2 separate regions of the Homo sapiens genome follow, and region 2 is linked to region 1. A link is an interaction called in ENCODE POLR2A ChIA-PET data of the cell type or tissue named here. Cell type or tissue: GM12878. All regions are shown on one strand. Links, peaks and the distances in the headings refer to the core of each region. The heading gives the core; the rest is flanking DNA.

What was found. Peaks named below come from ENCODE experiments on the same cell type or tissue, not always from the same donor. Only the 100,000 strongest peaks of a DNase experiment are listed, where the experiment ranks them.
Region 2: POLR2A ChIA-PET joins it to region 1 with 7 read pairs; 13 of 35 experiments call an interaction of 5 or more read pairs at or near these places.

What each region holds. Positions count from the first base shown.
Region 1 is chr12:12,687,507-12,693,409 of GRCh38, reverse strand. All of the region lies in intron 2 of GPR19 (G protein-coupled receptor 19), which reads left to right. Among named protein-coding and RNA genes, the nearest start is that of GPR19, 5.7 kb to the left of the region's middle. In GM12878, for the core only: no CTCF peak of the experiment used is centred there; no DNase peak of the experiment used is centred there; H3K4me3 peaks cover 893 bases; H3K27ac peaks cover 1,645 bases.
Region 2 is chr12:12,548,053-12,553,955 of GRCh38, reverse strand. The region is part of intron 1 of DUSP16 (dual specificity phosphatase 16); the gene reads left to right. Among named protein-coding and RNA genes, the nearest start is that of DUSP16, 12 kb to the left of the region's middle. RefSeq lists an enhancer at 2,459-2,578. In GM12878, for the core only: no CTCF peak of the experiment used is centred there; no DNase peak of the experiment used is centred there; H3K27ac peaks cover 1,093 bases.

The sequences.
Region 1 (5,903 bases), core at 417-5,416:
CGGATCTTTACAACCTGCAATACCTCATTGGTTGGGGAGGGCATCAAGGCATGATTGAAATGTGTGTTCTTTTCCAATGAGAGGCTGCTGTACATGGGAATGCATGTGCAGCAGGGCATTGATAATGAAGTGTTTTCCGGTAGCCTATCAGGGTTGATGTGGCAGCTCTGACCACACAAGTGGTTTTGTTATTATTAACAGATGAGAAAGGTGAGGTTCAAGCCTGTCTTTGTAGCCTTTCAGGGAACACAGAATCACTTGGAATACAAGTGGCATGGTCAGCAATTTCAGCTTCTAAGAGACAAGTTACTTGCTAGTAGGACAATTCTGGTTTCTAGGTTTATAAATAACTCAGAAGTTGAAATCACCATACTACTTTAGTTATTGAATATAAGACAAAAAAGGTAGTGATAATGGCCAAGAATATCTTTTGCCACATGAAGTTACCTGTCTTTAATTGGGTTCCTTTTCTTGAAAAGCAGGCACACATGAGTGACAGAGAATCTTCCTGGGACCGATAGGAATGCTAGACAGATTGGTCTCTGTCTTTAAAGGTTTTTATGGGTTAGAGTGAGCCAGGACTAGAGCCAAAGACAAGTAATGCTTCAGTTTCTTAAGGGCTTTTTCAGCTGCTGGAGGCCAGTAGTACTTTTGCTCAGAAAGCAAAGGAGAAAGGGGCTTAAGCCCAGTTGGAGAAAAAAAAAAACAAAAAAAACAACTATAATTAGGTCTTTTGTGCTTTGTGGATATCAAATACCTGTTGGACCTTTTTCAGAAACTTTCATATTGTACCAGTATGGGGTTCTGGTTCTATAAATGAGGGTATCCAGTCCGTCTTTCTTTCTGCCTCTTTTTGGGGTACAAGAAATTAAATTTGAGTCAGGCGCAGTAGCTCACGCCTGTAATCCTAGCACTTTGGGAGACCAAAGCAGAAGGATCGCTTAAGCCCAGGAGTTCAAGACCGGTCTGGGCAACATGGCAAAACCCCGCCATTAACCTGGCTAATATTACAAAAAAAAAGACAAGAGAAGCCAGCAGCGAGTCATCACTGGACCTGACCAAGATGACCACTCAAAGAGAGGAATAGACTTCAGCAGGGAAAAGCTAAAGGTCTTTCTGGAGTTAGATAAGTGGCCAGCTGGTCAAAGGAGCTATAGTTGAAAAATTCATAGAAGTAGAGTTTTGTCCCCCTAAACCCACGTAAGTGCCCATTGAGATAAGGAATCAGTCTTTAATACCTGTGAGGTACAGGGAAACTGATGGCAGCTCATGTTAGTACCAACAAAGTAAGACGTATTGCTCATCCTCCTCTCAAACCCTGGAGGGATCAGAAACTAGGAGGGGCAAGATCTAAGGAAACAAGTCAGGAAAAAAGAGAAGTGGCCACACTGTTTTGTTAAATCTACTACAGAAGGCACAAACTGGGAGGAGGGAGAAATGCCTAAACTAAGTCAGGTGCCAACTTTTGATTGTTATATAGGACTGGATATTTTAGTTATTAACATCTCTTAACTAAAAATGACCAGAAAAAGTAATGGGACCACCCAAGTTTTAATTCAGGGATAAGAGAAGAACCAGCCTTGCAACCAGACACCCTTGAAGGGTGTTTTCAAAGGGACAGTGGAAAATGAAAATTAGGTGGTTTTAGGTTAATCTCAAAAGTCATGCTTATTCAGTGTGCTGGTACACTGTCGCTGAGCACCTACTTTGCTGTTTTAGATCCTAGAGGTATAAAGATGAATTGGATGACATCCACCTTACAAGAATCTATGAAGTCAATGCAATATGACATATGCAATCGTATAAGTAGTATATATGAAAATTAAAGTACTATGGTGAAAAGGAAAATGTGACTAACTTATTTTGGAAGGATACAGAGTGGGAGAGAAATAGAACTACAGATAAGATAAAACCCAGCAGGGTTTGAAAAGAGGAGTAGATGTTCACAAAGAGGACAAGGCAGAGAAACTGTCAAGTCTAAGCCACGGAGGCAATACAAGCAGTGTGAAGGGCATGCTTGTTCAGCAGGTGACTCAAATGGAGGTGAAATGGAGGTCACAGGGGTTGAGTTTAGACCAGAGCTATTGGCAGGCTCATTCTGGAAAGTTAACGGAATTTTAGAAACAGATGCACCAAGAGACCAGTCATTTCATCTATCAGTCATTCCTCCCTCTGTTTGACTTTGCCTTTTATAAAATTGACCAACAGCCCTTTTTATTTTTTTATTTTTTATTTTATTTTATTTTATATTTTTTAGTTTGGGATATGACCTTTATTGAGCTTATCCACCAGCGTGGAAATAATGTCTGTACAAAACCAAATGTTTGTTACTATAACTTCTGCATCACAATTAAAATCCAAAGAGTTATTTAAAAACAGTCAACTCAATCAAAACCCACTACTTCAGAATCCATATTTTCTTTGAAGCCACAGTAACACTTATATATGGTTAAGACTCGAATGCAGAAATTTGGTTGATTGGAAAGCTAATTAAACTTCCAACTTGCTCAAATAGAATTACAAAAAGGCAAAATTGCCAACAGCCCTTTTTAGAGAGTGCTGAGAAGATAGTATGGGAACTCTTCTCCATCCTGTTCTCCCAGCTGTTTGGATCTGGCTCTGTATCTGAGTTAGGCTGGGTCAAACAGACTCTGCCTCCTAAGAATTTAGAGTCAGAACATTGAGAGACTGGGTCACTCTGACAGAAGCATTGAATTTATAAGGACATGTGAATTTCAGATCCAAGGCCACCATTTAGGGGCAGCCATTTTGGGGCCAGTAATACAATAAGGGACAAGCAGAACTAGTTGATCTCAAGAGAAGCTGGTGAATGCAGCTAATGAAGAAACAGAGAGAATTGGAGGCAGTAGACCATGTGGTCTCCTAGAGAAAGAGAGTCAGTAGCTACCTTGGGTCTGACCACTTTCAGGACCCTTGTCTAATCTAACGTCTGGCTGCCACTTTTTGTTCTTGATTTCCCTGCACTTCCTCTGAGTCATAATAAATCCATCTCAACCTAAGGGGATTCATTTTTCTCCTTAGACAACAGTGTTATGTGCCTAATTATGTTCTCCCCTTCTTAATGTTTTTTGTCCTAATAAAACCATGTATCTTCCACATTAGGAATACACATATATAGCAAAGACACTTATTTAACTCGCTACAGATATCTCATGAAAATGTAGGTCCTTTATTTTGTCTAGAGTTTTCACCTATTAGTCATCTATTACCGCATAACAAAATTCCCTACAGTTTAATATCTTGGAAGAATAATATCAAGTTCAACAGAGCTTAAAAAAGAAAACAAACAAACAAAAACATTATGTCATAGTTTCTGTGGATCAGGAATTTGGGAACAGCTTAACTAGGCCATCTGGCTTCGGGTCTCTCACAAAGCTGTAGTTGAGATGTTAGCTAGGGGTATGGTCACTGACTAGGGCTGGAGAATCTCCTTCCAAGGCAGCTCACTCACAAGGTTGGCTAGTTGGTGCTGGTTGGTGAGAAGCCTCGGTTTGCTATGTGTGGGCCTCTTCACAAGGCAGCTTGAGTTTCCTTATGACGTGGTAGCTGGCTTGCCCAGAGTAAGTAATCCAAGAAGGTGAGAGCCAGGTAGAAACTGTCACAGAATCACTTCTGTCACATTCTATTTATTAGAAAGAAGTAACTAAGTCTAGCCCACATTCAGGGGGAGGTGGATTAGGTTTCACATCTAAAATCTAATGTGGCAGCCAGACCTTAGATGCATTCTTTGAAGGCATATCAAAGAATTTGTGGATGTATTTTAAAACCACCACAACCTGTTAGGTTACAGGAAAAAAAAAAAGTGTCTAATCCTGTTTCAAATATAGTTCAATTCATTCAGTTCCTTTAGATAGTATTAGTATCCTATGGATGAAATGTTTCATCTTTCATAATACCTCCCAAAGAGGTCCTGTCACTTTTTTCTGTAGATGACTTTCATTTGTTTGGGGGGAAGTGGGGGTATAATTACATATCCTTGTGGCACTGATGAGAGAGAGGGTACCTCCTGGCTTCATTCTGGACCTAGAGTATGCACTGAGGTACTTTCAAGTTTCCAGGATGACACCCTCATGCAGTTTGAATATATGTCCCTGCCAAATATCATGTTGAATTGTAATACCCGGTATTGGACGTGGGGCCTGGTGGGAGGTGTTTGGGTCGTGGGACAGATCCCTCATGTCTTGGTGCTGTTCTTACTATAGTGAGTGAATTCTCTTAAGATCTGCTGTATTAAGTGTGTGGCACCACCCCCAACTCTCTCTCTTGGTCCTGCTTTCGCCATGTGACATGCAAGCTTCTGTTTTACTTTCTGCCATAAGTAAAAGCTCCCTGAGGCCTACCCAGAAGCTGAGCAGATGTGGGCACCATGCCTCCTGTACAGCCTGCAAATGTGTACAATTAAACCTCTTTTCTTTATAAATTACCCAGTCTCAGGTATTTCTTCATTGCAATGCAGGAACAACCTAATACATACCCCTTGTCTGCCTGATCCCTGGGGAACATGCTGTCCTGTGATGCTGAAGCCTGCAGCTGGTGAACTCATGGTGAACTCGTGGCCCACCTTTGGATTCAGACAAATCTCCCAGGGAGTATTGGCCACCTCCCCTGGCAGACTCAGTACCCCTGGCCCCTGCTGTGGGGTTACCTTGTCTTGGTTGTGGCAGGCCTACTGGCTGTTAGTTCAGCATCATCCTTCAAGAGAACAGAAAGGCTTAGAATAATTGATTGTCATATCTGTGTCTGACCATGCTATTGTGGACTTGGCCTGAACAGCCATAGAAATGCAAGGAATGAGGTTTGAGGGACTTGGGCAGTTGTCTCAAAAAGGGAGTCAAGGCAGAAATCCCTTACCCTGAGCACTGCTCTCAACATGGAGGTAACTCACTGTGGTAGGCAGCCTTTTATTTCATGATTTGACTTTTTGATGAGTCCATGCTAGTTCTCTTGTAGAATATTATGCATTCTTGATTTGGCCAATTATTTCCTCATAATATCTTATAACTTGTTTCTCCAACCCTTGCCTTTTTATTAAAAAAAAAAACTCGACATTATATGTACAGATTTGATTATATTCGGGTTAAACATTTTTAGAAAGAATACTTCAGTAACATTGAGTAGGTTACATCATTTCATGTTAGGCACATAATTTCAGCTTGTCTCACTATTAGTAACGCTAAATTTGGTCACTTGGTTAAGATGATGACCCCCCCTCCCACTCTCTTCACTGAAAAAGGACACACATCCCTTTGCACTTTATAAGTAATCTACAAATAACCCGTTCAACAACTTTTCATCTTATACTTTGAACACCTTTTGTGATCTTTTCCTGAGTCAATTATTTCACTGGGGGTTGCAAAAATGGTGTTCTAACTATAGTAGTCTGTATTTATTAACTAGCATTTTTCTGTAAAGAAGAACTTTCTTTTTTTAAGAGACGGAGTCTAGCTCTGTCTCCCAGATTAGAGTGCAGTGGCACTATCAGAGCTCACTGAAGCCTCAACCTCCTGGGTGCAAGCGATTCTCCCACCTCAGCCTTCTGTGTTGCTGGGACCACAGGCACATGCCACCGTGCCTGGTAAGAGCGTTGTTTTAAGAAAACCATTTTAATGAATTTCTCAGTGGACCACTGGGTAGTGGTTTGTTTCCAATTTTGTTGAAAGCACTTGGAAAGCTCTTGATTTTTAAAAGGATTTGTTACCTAATTATTGGAGCTATTCACTTTCTCAGTACTATCCCCAATATTTTCAGTTATTCCTGTGTTTGGTCCCCAGGAGGTTTTTAAATTCAGACAACGCAGGATTTGAGGTAAAGGTGGAAGAGAGATTCAGCAATCTGTGTAAGATGGAAGAAAAGCTAAGTGGAAACCAAGAACCAGCATGACA
Region 2 (5,903 bases), core at 349-5,348, 140 kb after region 1:
AAAGTGCTAGGATTATAGGTGTAATCCACTGCTCCTGGCCTGCACTTGACATTTTCTATAAGTTCTGTTTTTAGTAATAAAATTTTAAGAATAAGGAAAATTTCATAGACACATCGTAAGAGGCCAGGCATGGTGGCTCATGCCTGTAATCCCAGCACTTGGGGAGGTGGGCGGATCACTTGAGGTCAGGAGTAGACCAGCCTGGGCAACATGGTGAAACCTTGTCGCCACAAAAAATACAAAAAATTGGCTGGGTGTGATGGTGCACACCTGTAGTCCCAGCCACTCGTGGGGCTCAGGTAGGAGGATCACCTGAGCCTGGCAGGTCAAGGCTGCAGTAAGCCATGTTAGTGCCAGTGCACTCCAGCCTGGGCAACAGAGTGAGACCCTGTTTCAAAAACAAAGAAACAAAACATCATAAGAAGTGTTTAAAATGCTTAACTTTGAGATCTTGTAATAATAGTGTACCTTGTAGTTTATAAATTGCTTTTACATATTTTGTCTCTTTTATCCTTGGAAGACATGAGTTACCCATTTTACAGATGAGGAAACTAAGGCCTTAGAGAGATGAAGTAATTTATTGAAATCCTAAAGCAAGTAAGAAGTGGTGCTAGAATTGGAGCCAAGATCTTCTGATTCATATTCAGGTGTCCATTCTCTTGTATACATATACTTAAAAGTGCTATTTTTTTGTGGTACTATAAACTAATGGTTTTCAAACATTTTGGTCTCAGGACACATTTATACTCTTAAAAATTTCTGAGGACCCCAAAAATCTTTTGTTTATATAGACTATGTCTGTCCATACTTAACATTAGAAATTAAAACTGAAAAATGTTTAAAATATTTATTTATTTAAAAAATAACAAACATTAGGCCAGGCATGGTGGCTCATGCCTGTAATCCCAACACTTTGGGAGGCTGAGGTCAGTGGATCTCATGAAGTCAGGAGTTCGAGACCAGCTTGACCAACATGGTAAAACCCCGTCTCTACTAAAAATACAAAAATTAGCCAGGTGTGGTGGTGGGCGCCTGTAATCCCAGCTACTTGGGAGGCTGAGGCACGAGAATCGCTTGAACCCGGGAGGCAGAGGTTGCAGTGAGCCGAGATCCTGCCATTGCACTCCAGCCTGGGCGACAGAGCGAGACTGTGTCTCAAAAAAAAGAAGAAAAAACAAAGAGGGTTGATATAAATAATATGCTTTTATGAAAAAGGTATTCCAACACACACAAAAAAATCTGGTGAGAAACATGGCATTGTTTTACGTTTTGCCATTCTCTTTAGTATATTTCTTTATAGAAGATAGCTGGGTTTGCATAATTGCTCCTGTATTCAATCTGTTGTGATATGTTGTTTTGGTTGAAATACGTGAAGAAAACCTGGCTGCACACGGATACATAGTTGAAGAAGGGTGGGGTATTTTCATAGTCTTTTCATATAATTGTGAATATTTTTGTTACACCAAAATTCAACAATTGGTAAATGCTTTTTATTTATTTATTTATTTTTTTGAGATAGTCTCGCTCTGTCGCCCAGGCTGGAGTGCAGTGGTGTGATCTCAGCTCACTGCAACCTCTGCCTCCCGGGTTCAAGTGATTCTCCTGCCTCAGCCTCTCAAGTAACTGGGATTACAGGCACGCACCACCATGCCCAGCTAATTTTTATATTTTTAGTAGAGATGGGGTTTCAGCATATTGACCAGGCTGGTCTCAAACTCCCGACCCCAAGTGATCCGCTTGCCTCGGCCTCCCAAATTTCTGGGATTACAGGCGCAGCCACCGCTCCCAGCCAGATTCTTAAATATTAGTTGCACTGCTGAATCTGAAGCCATGTCAGTGAATTTTGTGTACTCTGTAACATTAAAATCCACTGGTCCATCTTGCACTTTGAATGGATCTTTGACCTGTGTGTGATTTTGTAACTGCATACATTGATCATTCAAAAAATAATGGTTTACTAAGCTGACTGGGCACAGTGGCTTACGCCTGTAATCCCAGCACTTTGGGAGGCCGAGGCAGGTGGATCACGAGGTCAGGAGATCAAGACCAGCCTGGCCAACATGGTGAAACCCCGTCTCTACTAAAAATAACAAAAATTAGCCAGGCATGGCAGTGCACGCCTGTAGTCCTAGCTACTCGGGAGGCTGAGACAGGAGAATTGCTTGAACCTGGGAGGTGGAGGTTTCAGTGAGCTGAGATCGTGCCACTGCACTCCAGCATGGGTAACAGAGCGATATTCCATCTCGGAAAAAAAAAAAAAAAAAGGTTTACTAAGTTCTGCACATCTTTGAAATGTTGGCACATTTGATTATACAATATTAAGCAAATCACAGTCATTAATATCACCATCAGTCTCATCCAAAAAATCTTTAAGAATTGGGAAGTGGTCAAGATCTTGGTGGCGAATTCAAGTTTTCCAAAATACCAGTTTTCTCTTGAAAGCTTAATTTATATCATTGGCAACAGATAGTGCCCATTTTTTTTTTTTTTTTTTTAATACAGTCTCCCTCTGTCGCCCAGGCTAGAGTACAGTGGTGTGATCTTGGCTCACTGCAACCTCTGCCTAGCTCAGATTACACGCACCACCACGCCTGGCTGATTTTTTTTGTATTTTTAGTAGAGATGGGGGTTTCGCCATGTTGGTTAGGCTGGTCTTGAACTCCTGGCCTCAAGTGATCTGCCTGCCTAGGCTTCCCGAGGTGCTGGGGTTACAGGTGTGAGCCACGGCCAGCAGCCCAATATTGCCGGTTTTTCTTAAAGTGACAGGTTCACTTTATTCATTTTAGAGAAAATGTCTGCCAGATACCAAAGTCTGAATAAGTGTAAATTGTCTGCTAGTCAAAAAAGCAAAAATGGTGTCCTATGAAAAAAAAAAATTGTATAAATGCTTTTCCCCAAGATAATCATTATACTTAGGTATGCAGCAGAAATGCTTTATGTGTGCTTCCTATTTCATCATACAGAATATGAAAAAGGCCAAGTTCTCAAGAGTTGACGTTTTAAAAATTAATACCTTTTATTATTTTATCAAGGATGTTGTTAAGTGAGACTGGCTTTTTTTTTTAATTATACTTTAAGTTTTGGGGTACATGTGCAGCACGTGCAGGTTTGTTACACAGGTATACACATGCCATGGTGGTTTGCTGCACCCATCAGCCCGTCATCTACATTAGGTATTTCTCCTAATGCTATCCCTCCTCTATCCTCCCAATCCCCAACAGACCCCAGCGTGTGATGTTTCCCTCCCAACAGACCCCAGCGTGTGATGTTCCCCTCCCAGTGTCCATGTGTTCTCATTGTTCAACTCTCACTTATGAGTGAGAACATGTGCTATTTGGTTTTCTGTTCCTGTGTTACTTTGCTGAGAATGATGGGTGAAACTGGGTTTTTAAAAAATGATAGGCAGTAAAGAATATACAAGTATATGTTTTCTTAGCTGTCAGAGTGATAGATACATCATCACCACATACCGTGCATCCTCGACCCACTGTTGTACACTCATGAGGGAATGAAAGTGAAAAAGACAGATAACATCTTCATATTATCAAAAATAGTTTTATAGATCCCTTGAAGGGGTTCCTTCCTCATCTCTGGATCACACTTTGAAAACTGCTGGTGTAAACTAGTACCATGTGCTGACATCTTTTTAGAGCAGTCTGATACACATTTTTTTTTTTTTTTTTGAGACGGAGTCTCACTCTGTCACCCAGGCTGGAGGGCAATGGCGCCGTCTTGGCTCACTGCAGCCTCCGCCTCCCGGGTTCAAGCGATTCTCCCACCTCAGCCTCCCAAGCAGCTGGGATTACAGGCACCCTCCATCATGCCTAGCTAATTTTTATATTTTTAGTAGAGACAGGGTTTCACCATGTTGGCCAGGCTGGTCTTCAACTCCTAACCTCAGGTGATCCACCTGCCTCAGCCTCCCAGAGTGCCACTGCGCCTGGTCTGATACACGCATCTAAATCAATAAAGTAACATGTCCATCTTAGTTGATGAATTTGTCAGGGAGAAGGGACTATGTTAGTGTGTAGGATGAGCCATGTGGCCAGATACTATTATGGGTGGAAGGTCATATAACATCAGAGCGTGTTGGATAAAGGGTAGACAGAAGGGAAGAGTCAGTGAGAGCACTTTATAACATAAAAAAGTGAAAATTTGCTCTCCCTATTTTTTTTTTTTAATAAAAAAGCACTGTGGCCACATATATACACACATATCTGTTCATACTTACTTATTGTATTCAAAATCCAGGGTACTGAGTTATTTTTTTTCTTGAATGACAGAATGGGAGAGATGGTAACATATGTGAGAGGAGAACGGACTGCTCTTGGCAGTCATTTGTTTCATCCAGGTGGGGAGACTGTTATTTTTTTCTTTTGGGAGAGCTAAGGGATGGCAGAAGATAAATGAAAGAAGAATGGTAAGAGTGAATGGAGTAGGCATTAGTGATTATGGAAATAGCTATAGGCAAAATGAGGCTGTGGACAGAGAGTGGAGCTAAGCATGGAGGGCACGGAGGAAGACTCCAGGATCAGCTGGGCTCCCCCATGTGCTGGGCCTGGAAGAATGGGACTAGGGAAGTGCGGGGGTGGGTGCAACAGGAGTCATGGAGATGCACATATAATTGAAGGATTTCCATCAAAACACGGTTAAAATAACTATACTAGATAGTCTGCCTTTTAGCAACTTACCAGTATTCCATTTCTGTTAGTAGGAATTGTGTATTCAGTTACACAGGGGAAAGCAGCAGTGCCACTTTTTCAGTCATCTTGATGACTGGGTTGTATCCCTAATAATGATGTCGATGGTAAAGAGGCTAAAGCTAAAATTAGGTTTTGGGTTTTGGGCAGTTACTCATATTTCATTGAAAATGAAAGACTAATTGTATTTTTATTTTAATAGAGAAAGATATACATATGTGTGTATTGTCTGTAATTAAAGTACACTCAGTACAGTGTTCTCATTTTTTTGCCCTAGGGGTTTTTCAGCTTGGGGTCTGTCACCCTAGTCTCTGCTTTTCATAGGCTGAGGGATAAAGTCATGATCATGATTAGAAGTGGAGGACAACCCACTTGAAATCCCCTCCTGATGATTTCCCCTTTTCTCCACGATTGCAGACCTGCCCTGCTTACTCTAAGAGCAGTATGTTAGCTGGCCGCTTCTGTAGGATGGTTTGGGAGAAGGAAGATAGTATCCTGGAGCAGTTCTTGACACCTTTAGATTATTAAAGGTTGGGAGGAACACAGCAAGAAAAAGGAAGAGATCTATTGCAAAATATTTCTTTTTTTTCTTTTTCTTTTTCTTTTTCTTTTTTTTTTTTTTTTTGAGACAGAGTCTCACTCTGTCACCAGGTTGGAGTGCAGTGGTGCGATCTCGGCTCACTGCAACCTCTGCCTCCTGGGTTCAAGTGATTCTCTTTCCTCAGCTTCCCGAGTAGCTGGGATTACAGGCACGTGCCACCAGGCCCAGCTAATTTTTGTATATTTAGTAGAGATGGGGTTTCACCGTGTTGGCCAGGCTTGTCTCAAACTCCTGACCTCAGGCCGCCTGCCTCGGCCTCCCAAAGTGCTGGGATTACAGGCATGAGCCACTGTGCCCAGCCAACACTTGTTGTTTTTAGCTGTCCTAATGGGTGTGACGTGATACCTCATTGTGGTTTTGATTCACATTTCTCTGGTGATTGGTGATGTTCAGCATCTTTTCAAATAGTTGGCCATTTATATATCATCTTGGGAGAAATGTTTATTCCAGTCCTTTGCCCATTTAAAAATTGGATTATTTGAGTTTTTTGTTGTTGAGTTGTAGGATGCCTTTTTCTTTAATGTGAATCAGCTACTTAGAACTCACAGATTAGATGTGATATAGTTCAGGGATACAAAAATGGAGTGAGTGGAGTACAGTAA